Regions from separate parts of the Mus musculus genome. Here region 2 is linked to region 1. The links are chromatin loops, found by intact Hi-C in ENCODE. Cell type or tissue: gastrocnemius. All regions are shown on one strand. Each heading gives the region's core, and the rest is flanking DNA. Links, peaks and the distances in the headings are about the cores only. Region 1 overlaps Gm36583 (a long non-coding RNA gene). Region 2 holds the start of Gm36534 (a long non-coding RNA gene).

What was found. A loop is a pair of places that touch in the nucleus more often than their neighbours do. Peaks named below come from ENCODE experiments on the same cell type or tissue, not always from the same donor. Only the 100,000 strongest peaks of a DNase experiment are listed, where the experiment ranks them.
Region 2: a loop joins it to region 1, with 2.1 times the contacts of the local background. A loop is called at or near these places in 4 of 42 quality-filtered maps.

The regions. Positions count from the first base shown.
Region 1 is chr14:76,236,104-76,241,477 of GRCm38, forward strand. The region is part of intron 1 of Gm36583 (a long non-coding RNA gene); the gene reads right to left. It also overlaps the pseudogene Rps2-ps6. Among named protein-coding and RNA genes, the nearest start is that of Gm36583, 6.3 kb to the right of the region's middle. In gastrocnemius, for the core only: no CTCF peak of the experiment used is centred there; a DNase peak (open chromatin) is centred at 2,589.
Region 2 is chr14:76,162,454-76,167,827 of GRCm38, forward strand. It overlaps Gm36534 (a long non-coding RNA gene), which reads left to right and starts at 2,117. Exons shown (of 3, transcript XR_874833.2): 1 at 2,117-2,214. In gastrocnemius, for the core only: no CTCF peak of the experiment used is centred there; a DNase peak (open chromatin) is centred at 2,783; H3K4me3 peaks cover 705 bases.

The DNA of each region.
Region 1 (5,374 bases), core at 58-5,057:
GGGCCAGTGAACAGCCTCCTGGAATGACTTTGAAGGATCCAAATCTTAGAGAGCTCCTGCAGACAGAAGCTGGTGCCTCCTCTCCCCGCTCCCGGCTCCCCGCCCCCCACCCCCAACCCCTCCGACCCCTTTCTCTCTCTTAAGCCTAGACGGGCTTCTGAATTATTCGAGCCCAACCTGTGATCAGAGTCTGCGTGGAGTCACATGCCCTTTCATTGGAGGCTCAGTGACTCCATTTTCCTTGGAGTGCTGCTCAGGGGAGAAACACCAGCCCTTAAAAACATCTCTAGCAGATGGGGGTGGGGCACACCTTTAATCCCAGCACTCCAAAGGCAGAGGCAGGCGGATCTCTGAGCTCAAGGCCAGCCTGGTCTACAGGGCTACAGAGAAACCCTGACTCGGAAAAACAAAATGGCTACAGATAAGGTATGCCCAGCTAGGCACGGCTGGATTACCCTGAATGGAAAGCGTATGTAGTCTGCGGGTGCTTAAGAAAAGGAACAGGGTTTTTTTTTTTTTGTTTGTTTGTTTGTTTGTTTGTTTTCAGCAGACTTAATTCTTTTATTTTTCTCATATAAAAACCCTTATGTGGTAGCCACAGCTGGAGCCTGGGTCCTCTGAACAGAGACTCTGGTGTGGGTTTTCACAAGATGATCCGTGAATTCCTGATAAGGAGACTTGGTGAAGACAGTCTCTTTCCAGAGGTCGGGGGTCAGGTAGCTGTAAGTCTTGGAGATGGCATCAAAGGTGGCCTTAGCAAAGTTGCCCAGGGTGGCAGTGCAGCCTCTGGCTGAAGTGTAGCAGTCATCTATACCGGCCATCATCAGGAGCTTCTTGGGCACAGGAGCAGAGACAATGCCAGTGCCTCTGGGGACAGGGATGAGACGCACCAGCACAGAGCCACAGCGGCCTGTCACCTTGCATGGAACAGTGTGGGGCTTGCCAATCTTGTTCCCCCAGTAGCCTCTCCGCACAGGGACGATGGAAAGCTTGGCCAAGATGATGGCCCCTCGGATGGCAGTGGCAACCTCCTTGGAGCACTTAACACCAAGACCAACGTGACCATTGTAGTCCCCAATAGCGACCAAAGCCTTGAACCTGGTCCGCTGGCCAGCCCGAGTCTGCTTCTGCACTGGCATGATTTTCAGAACCTCATCCTTTAGGGATGCACCCAGGAAGAAGTCAATGATCTCAGACTCCTTAATGGGCAGGGAGAACAGGTAGATCTCCTCCAAGGACTTGATCTTCATGTCCTTAACCAGGCGGCCCAGCTTGGTGACGGGGATCCACTCCTTGTCTTCAGCTTTACCTCCACGAGCCCCGCGGCCTCGACCACGGCCCCTAAGACCGCTGCCGAATCCTCCGCGGAAGCCGCCGCGGCCTCCTAATCCTGGGCCCCCGGGTCCTCCGGGCCCTCCCGCTGCACCGGCGTCATCCGCCATTTGGTGTTTTCCCGAAGAAGAAGAAGAGGAACAGGGTTTTGAAGACAAAATTCGCTCTGGCTTGAATTTGAAAGCGGCATGTGAGAACTCAGGGCAGCTAAAGATCAAGCAAGCTTCAACTTCTATCTGACCCTGTACCACTCCTTAGGGTGGGCTGTGGCTTCTCTTTTATTAAAATACAGTTCATGCACCATAGAAGCCACCTATTGAAAATGTGGCCATCGGAGGTTTTAGTATATTCTCAGCTATTTGACCATCATGACAATGAATCTTTCTCTTCCTCTCCCTCCCCCTCTTTTCCTTTCCTCTTCCTCCCTCCTCTCCCCCCCTTCCTCCCTCTTCCTGTTTTTCCTCCCCTTCCCTGCTTCTTCTCTCCCCTCCCTTCCCTTCCTCCTCCCTCTCTTTTCCTGTTTTTCCTCCCCCTCCCCCTTCCCTCCCCTCCCTTCTCCTTTCCTTTTTGTGGTACTGAGGTTGAACCCAGCCCCCCTCACCACCACCCCCCCCCCAGTTAGTGCTAACCACTGATCTACACTCCCAGCTCAAAAAGCTGAATCTTTTCAGCATCCCAAAGAGCCTCACAGGCACTGAGAGTCACTCTCTGCTTCCCCAGACTTCAGGACATTTGTTGTCAGTGGACTCTTAAGTCACATGGTCTTTCCTTAACATAAAGCTTTCAAAACTATCCATGAGAGTGCACATAGCTGTGGTTTGTGGGGTGTCGCTGTATGGCCTAGTGATATTGTACTGCATAGACGCATCACACTTCATTTAGTTCATATGTCAGTTCATGTGTTAATTCTCTGAACCCTGGAGGCAAAATTGATAAAGTCTCAGAAGAAGGGAGAGCCAGTCCCCTCCTTTTCAACTTCATCACCTTCCTCCTCCATGTTTCTTTGCTTTCTCCTCCATCTGCATATTCTGATTCCACGGGAATGGTGACCCAGAAGTCATTGTTGAAGCCATGGTGATGAATGGGACTGAGGGATGGAAGCTCGTGAGCTGATATCAGGCTCCTCCTGAGGTTGGGGACACAGGAAGCGGCTGTCATTCTCTGCCAGCAGAAAGGCTTTGGTCCAAGAGTTGGAGGATTCTCCTCCCTTGGGGTTCATGACAAGCTCAGGGGAGGCAGAAATGCCTGGAATCCCGAGGGACCCTTGATAGACAGGGGACTCGGAGAGGCTGCCAGTTTGGACTCCACATCTTAACCCGGAGGCCACGTCTATGACAGGGTTAAGGCAGATGGTGGGAAATTAAACCTGGTGTGGGGTTCATGGATCACTAGAAAAATGAGACTCTACGACATGTTCTGAGGACCAAATGCCTTCCAGCTTTGAGGCTTTTTAGATTGCCAACATCTTACCAAAGAAGGATGCCAGCCCTGAAATTACATGGCTGAGATTAGCCAGGGAATTCATTCATTCATTCATTCATCAAACAATTATTGAGTACCTACATGTGTCAGGAAGAACTCTAGATCCTAGACACTAAATAATAAACATCATCAGTTACAAATCCCTAGTCTTGGAGGCAGGGGAAGCTTGTAGTGAGTAGAGTATATTGAAAGTGATGAGAGCTTTGGAAAAAAAATACATTCAAATGAGGTCGGAGATGGTGTCAGAATTCCAAATGGGATTCTCAAGCAGGGCAAAGTAAAGCCAAGGCTTAAGGTAGTGAGCTGAATCAGTCAGAGTCCTCTAGAGGAACACAAGATGAATATACAGTGCAAAAGTGGTTTTTAGATTGGTTAATACAATGTGGGCTAGGCAGTCTACTGCTGCTTAATCATGGCCTGCATGCCACAGTCTCAATCTGGTGCTGAGTGCCTGGTGGGTTCAAGTCGAGCTGATGGTCTTTCTTTAGTCTACATTGAAGGCTATAGAAGCTAGGTTCTGACACCAGGGAAGGGCGGCGGCGGCGGCAGCAGCAGCAGCAGCAGCAGCAGCAGCGTGCGATAAGGCAGATGCATTCACTAGCAAGGAATGCAGGAGAGCAGGCAAAAGCAACAGAACTTTAAACCCCACAGACTTCTTTATACTCTGTGAATCTTCCAGTGAGTGCTGCCCACTCTAGGGAAGATCTTCTTTCCTTGGTTAACCCTTCCTGGAAATGTACTCTCAAGCCCACTCAGAGCCATGTCTCCTAGTTGACAGCCAAGATTAACTATCACATAGGCCATGTTCATATCCGCAGGGTACCTACTGAGGCAGAGACAGGGAACTGAGAACATTCCTGGCACAGTCAAGAGACAAAGGGGGCCAGTACAGCAGAAAGAGCAGAAGATCAGGAAGAAGTGAGGCAACAGAGCAGAAACCCATTTCCACCCCAGCCTTGCTTTTATCATTCGAACAGTGGCGACGTTTCAGCAGAGAACCATCGTATGATTGGTGTGATTTATTTAAAAAAAAAATTAGACTGTGGCTGTCATTCTGGGAACAGAGGGCTGGGAGGAGAGGCAGTGGGAGAGGGAGCACTGAGAAGGTGACAGCTGCAATCTGAACCTGGCTCAGAGGAGGAGCCAAGGAGCACAGAGAGCATGGGCGGGATCAGATCTGCCCGTGCTTCTTGGGAAAGCAGAGCTCTGTGGAGGGGCTGCATGTGAGCGGTGACTTAGCATGAAGTCAGTCTGTCACTCAGTTCTGATGATCTTCAGGCTTGCTAAGAAAATGAAGGCCTCTTCCCAAACTCCCCAGACCATGCGATGTCTCCATTTTCAGTACTATTGGACTGTTTAGAGATATCATGTTCCAAGTGCCTCTGAGAAGAAACAGCCTGTCTCCTATCCTCCAGGGACAGTGTGACAGTCTGAGAACACGTGATATACCAGTGCCCCAGGTATGGATTTATCAGCTTGTTCCCAATGATTGGAGTTTCCCGAGCGTGAAGAAAAGAGTGACGAGACAGTCTGAGCGTTAGTTTCATCCCGGGGAAGCCAACAGTGGTGTTTCAAGCATCCCTACTGAGAATGCATAGAACTACAAACTGAACAAGCCTCTGACCAACAAACAGTAAAGATCTGAAGTTCTTGGGGTTTTAGCCTGTGAGGAATGGAATCCTGAGGGACTCTCCCTATGAAGGCCAAAACCCAAAGTCCTAGTCCAGGGCCGTAGGATACCCAGGATAGACCCTGAGCAGAACCACCCTGTAGGCCTCAGTCAGGTCCCTGACCCACAGTACTGTGCAGTGATAAACACATGCTACTTGGGTCCCTAAAGCTTCTTGGGAATGTCTTCTACAAAGATCTCCAGAACAGCTCTGCCTGAGTATGCTGGAGGCCGGCTTCTCAGAATGAGGGCATTCTCTGCCCAAGGGTCGGGCACACGAGCAGCAAACTCTGAGGTGCCACAGAGTTCACAATCCCAAGAGTCCTCCTGGGCTACTGAGTCATGCACTGTGGATAAACATTCAAGCAAGTCCTAAGTAAAGGCCAAACCTTCGGTGTGTCCTCCACAGTCCTCCTGAGCGAGCGCCCACAGAACCCCAGCTGTCACCCAGAAGAGCAACCAGATTGTTTTTATTGGTTTTCCCCCCTTTCTCTGTGTACTGTTTTATAGTTGTTGTCCACCTTTTACCGTTAAGTTCTTTGTTTTATTGTTATCAACAGGCTAAAGGCTAGTGTTGATATAGCCTCAAAAAATCCACCCAGATAACTACCCAAACAATTCCTATTCCAGAAAGTCCACAGGGGGCTATGTGTTGTTTTGGGCACCAACTCACAAATCAGAGGTTCCCAACCTGTGGGTCATGGCCCTGTGGGCAAACTTCTAACTCCAAAAATATTTACAATTACAACTCATAACAGTAGCAAAACCTATAGCTATGAAGTAGCAATGAAAATACTTTTATGGTTGGGGATCACCACAGCATGAGAAACTGTGTTAAAGGATCGCTGTGTTAGGAAGGTTGAGAAGCGCTGTCATAAGTGGTTTTACTAT
Region 2 (5,374 bases), core at 286-5,285, 73 kb before region 1:
CGGCATGGCTTCCTTAGTTCCGTGTACCCACCTGCAGTTCCTCCTTCCCTGATCTGTGAGACGGTCACTTTCCCAAGTGCTTTGACTCTACCTCCAGAGCCCGATTCCTGCCTCTTCCCTCCTTGCACCCAGGTTCTGCTTGACTTCACACTGTTTCCTGTACTTGGCCATGGCTCAGTTTTCCAGTGTCTAGAATACTCTTGTACCTTCTCCCTCTGTAGCATATCCATCCTAAGATAACCATTATCTCTTTCCTGGTGCTTCCTTCACCCTGCAGTCAAAGGCCAGATCCTCTGATGCTTTTAGAGTCTCCGGTACCTCTCTTCTGGTGCTCATCTCTTCTGAGCCTAGGTTTGAAATCAAAGGTCATGTCCTAATAACCAGGTACTAAGCAGTGGGGGAGGAAGACAGGGGTTTTTTGTTTGTTTGTTTTTGTTTTTTTATTCACAGTTCCAGGTTAGAGAAAGCCAGGGGACTAGCTTGATCATTAGTTTACATAAATAAACTGAGGGTAAGAAAGGGTGTGGCTAGTCTTGGGAACAACCAGAGACAGCCAGTCCTCCCTCTCAGAGAGTCCTTCACCCACTATGGACCAGTTTCTAACAGCAAGAACTCCGAGCATCATTGTCTCAGGACTCACAGGCTTCCTTCCCAGGAGGTTTTATTTTTCTCAGTTTTTGTTAAGAAAAAACTGTCTGGGGGAGTAGACGATCTCACTGGGCCCTGTACCTTTCCTATGTTGTTTCATGCTAGATATTGTGATTGGCAGTTCCCATCAAAACCCATGGTGCGTGTGGGGGAAACAGGAATTAATGTAAGCCAGAGAAAGTATATAGTGGTGATTTAAAGACACACAAACACACACCTTTGAATTAAGAACGGATTTCATGGGTATGACTTATATCACAATAAAAATAATTTGGGAAAAATAAGCTGGAGATAATTTGTGCAGGGAAAGATGTACATTTGTATATTCTTTACATTTGGGTGAGTCATTTAGTCAGCCAACACTGCAGTGAAGGTATCACATGCTGGTACCGATCTGAAGTGACACCAGTGGGAAACTGCAGGGACAGAGGTGGAAGAAACCCCTGGAGCAGTATTGTGGGGACAGTTCCAGGCCCAGGATGACATCCCCTGAGCACCAGCATTCTTGCATCTGCTGGCCTGCCTGCTATGGTCAGCCCAAGTCACCCTTTGTGGGAAGACGAGAGATTGTGTTTGTTTTGTTTTTCAAGACAGGGTTTCTCTGTGTAACAGAGTCCTGGAACTCACTCTAGATCAGGCTGGCCTGGAACTCACCATGTATATACCAGGCTGGCCTCGGTCTCACAAAGGTGATCTGCCTGCCTCTGCCTCCTGAAGTCTGGGATCACAGGGGGTTTGGGGTGGGGTGCCAACACCCCCAGCATCAATTGCTGTTTTAAGAGGATCATAGAACCACCTCCCAGTTTGCTGATGTTTCAGGATCTACTGGAAGCTGTACTATTTTAGGGAGTAAATGCATTTGTGTGTAGCTGTATGCACATTGAAGGCCCTGTCTTGGGATCCTAGGACAACTTGCAGGAGTCGGTGCTCACGTGAGTCCTAGGGATTGATCTCAGATCATCAAACTTGGTGGCAAGCACCTTTACCCACTGAGCCATCTCACTGGCCCCTAGATTTCTTTCTTTTTCTCTTTCTTTCTTCTTTCCTTTCTTCCTTCCTTCCTTCTTTCCTTCCTTCTTTTTTGTTTGTTTGGTTGTTTTGTTTTGTTTTTTCGAGACAGGGTTTCTCTGTGTAGCCCTGGCTGTCCTGAAACTCACTCTGTAGACCAGGCTGGCCTCAAACTCAGAAATCCACCTGCCTCTGCCTCCCAAGCTGGAATTAAAGGTGTGCGCCACCACTGCCCGGCAGGCCTTAGATTTCTTCAGGGACACAAACTCGGAGGAGAGAGGATTGCTAAAAGAGAAGCAAGTGCTCAGAACAATAGCCCAGTGGAGGCCTTGGACACGCCCACTCCGTGGCCACTCCCTAGGCATTTTAAGGGGATGTCTCTGAAGGGAGTGAGAAGGGAAAGAATCACAGATTTTCAAAAACCCCCCCGCCCCCCCGCCCCCCCGAGGCAGTTGCCGTGAGTCCTGTGCCCGGCTTTTTCACAGTGACATCCTCTGAGTCTTACTGTGGAGACAGTGGTGGCGAACTTGTAGGAACTTCTGATCCCTCGGAGCACAGGTCAGTGTGAAGGGACACTTTCACTAGAGGCACAAAAGCAGAGTCCCAGAGCTGGAACGCTGTTGCAAGTGGCAAATGCCCAGCTCTTGTCGGAATTTTGCAGCATTGGGCAGCACACCTGAGGACCCTGCCTTGTCATCAGCGGGCTTACCTGTTCTGCTAGTCTCCCCCAGCCAGTCCTGAGGCACCACCTTTGCCCTGGAGTCCCCTTGTGCTTTAGCTTAGCAAGTCTACCTGGCAAAGAGAATGGGCCCACACTCACTCCTGTCTGGCTTCTGTGGGCCTCTCGCCTCGGTGCTGTTTGTCAGTCTGAGGTCTAAGAAGGGGAGGTGGGAGCATAGAACCGGACAGTAGACGGTGAACGCATCAAACGCATCGGCTCATTCCTGCCCGTGTAGGATAGCAAACCAGACAGTGATAAGAAGCAGGGGTAATTTTCCATTAACATCCTGATTGAGGTTAATAGATTCAAGGGAGGCAGAGGGAGCAGCGCGGGGTGGGAGGTGCAGGAGGGATAATCAGAATTTGGCAACAGCTGGGCGGCGGGGTGTGAGGGAAGGCATGGTTGTTGACAGCCCCAAAATGATACGCATCCCCAGAGAGGCGGAGAAGTGGGACGGAGAGGATGAGCTCTGCTCTCTCTGACACATCCGAGGCAGGCGCTGCTGGGCTGTGTAAATGGAACAAGCTAGAGAACAGGAAATACAGGCTGGGACACCTATGAAAGCCGACACCTACTGGCGTCCTAATTGCCAGGCGCTTCGGAAGCTGGGGGTGGGGGGGGGGGGTATTTCTAACTGAACAGAGAAGGCTGTTTGAGCCGTGGGCGGTGGTGGGCAGAGGCGGGCAGAATCTGCGCAGTGGCAAGTGTGAAGTTCAGAGTCGGATCTGGCCTACAGGAGCAGACGCAACCTCTTGTCCATGGGGTCTTGTACGTGGAGGCTTGCAGTGACAGACACCTAAGAGGGCACTTAATGGACACGCAGAGCTAGGATAGCCTCCGGTTCCGTCACACCGCTATAGATTTAACCTTTATTGTGGCTGTGTAGAGGCAGGAGAGGATCCTGAGGAAGGTGTGAGTTTGTTATAATTTGTGCGAAACTGTCATGAGCCACCAGGGCTTCTGGGCTGCTTGGGGTTTTTTGTTTTTTGTTTTTTCTGTTTTTGTTTTGTTTTGTTTTGTTTTGTTTTTGGATGTGGAGAAAGATGAACACTCCTCCATTGCTGGTGGGATTGCAAGCTGGTACAACCACTCTGGAAATCAGTCTGGCGGTTCCTCAAAAAATTGGCCCTAGTACTACCTGAGGACCCAGCTATACCACTCCTGGACATATATCCAGAAGATGCTCCAACATGTAATAAGGACACATGCTCCACTATGTTCATATAATAATAGCCAGAAGCTGGAAACAACCCAGATGTCCCTCAACAGGGAAATGGAGATATATATATGGTATATTTACACAATGGAGTACTACTCAGCTATTAAAAAGAATGAATTTATGAAATTCTTAGGCAAATGGATGGAACTAGAAAATATCCTGAGTGAGGTAACCCAATCACAAAAGAACACACGTAGTATGCACTCACTGATAAGTGGACATTAGCCTAAAAGTTTGGGATACCCAAGATACAACTCACAGACCATATGAAGCTCAAGAAGAAGGAAGACCAAAGTGTGGATGCTTCAGTGCTTCTTAGAAGGGGAAACAAAATACAGGAGGAAATATGGAGACTGAAGGAAAGGCCATCCAGAGACTGCCCAACCTGGGGATCCATCCCACATACAGTCGCCAAACCTGGACGCTATTGCGGATGCCTGGAAGTGCTTGCTGAAGTCTGATATGGCTGTCTCCTGAGAGGTTCTTCCAGAGCCTCACAAATACAGAGGAGGAGTTCACAGCCAACCATTTGACTGAGTGCAGGGTCCCCAATGGAGGAGTTGGGGAAGGGACTGAAGGAGCTGAGGGTGTTTGCAGCCCCATGGAGGGAGCAACAGTGTCAACAGGCCAGATCCCCCGGAGCTCCTGGGGACTGGACCACCAACCAAAGAGTACACATGGAGGGACCCATGGTTCTAGCCACATAAGCAACAGAGGATGGCTTTGTTGGACATCAGTGGGAGGAGTGGCCCTTGGGCCTGAGAGTGTTCAATGTCTCAGTGTAGGGAAATGCCAGGGTAGGAAGGTGGGAGTGGGTGGGTGGGTTGGGGAGAACCCTCATAGAGTCAGGATGAGGGGGGTGGAATAGGTGGTGTCCAGAGGGGGACCTGGAAAGGAGATAACATTTGAAATGTAAATAAAGAAAATATCCAATAAAGGGAAAAATAATTTGTGTGAAACTGTCATGAGCCACTAGGACCTCTGGGCTGCTTGGTTTTGTTTTGTTTGTTTTGAACAGGCCTTGGGCAATAAAGACACCACATTTTCCAGTCCATTCTATCTTGCTATACTATACCTTTGACTCACTAAAGCCCCGGTGATAGTTTTCTAAGCCAGGCGCTTTGATGCTGGGACACAGACCCTTGCATATTCATTATTTCACCTTCGCTGAACATATTGTACCCGCCAAGAGCCGTCACATATGTCTCACTGCACCTACATCTCGAATTCTACTTCTATGTCTAGAATTGACATCTTCGATACACAAGTATCCAGGGGCAAAGATACAGCTTTGCAAAGGAACACTATGGCCTTTCTAGCTACTATAAGAAAATATTGACAAATAGGACTTAAGGAAGGAGAAGGTTCCTCCAGCCCTCTGCTCCAGGGTGTAGTCCAGTGGGTCCCAACCTTCCCAACACTGTGATCCATTAATACAGTTCTTCAAGTTGTGGCGACCCCCAACCACAAAATTATTTTGCTGCTACTTTTTTTTTTTTAAAGAGTAATTTATTTTATGTATGTGAGTACATTGTCACTATCTTCAGACATACCAGAAGAGGGCATCAGATCTCATTACAGATGGTTGTGAGCCACCATGTGGTAGCTGGGAATTGAACTCAGGATCTCTGGAAGAGCAGACAATACTCTTAACCACTGAGTCATCTCTCCAGCCCATTTTGCTGTTACTTTCTTGTTGTAATTTTTGCTACTGTTATGGATTGTAATGTAAATATCTCACATGCAGGTTATCTTATGTGCCAACCCCAAGGGGGTTT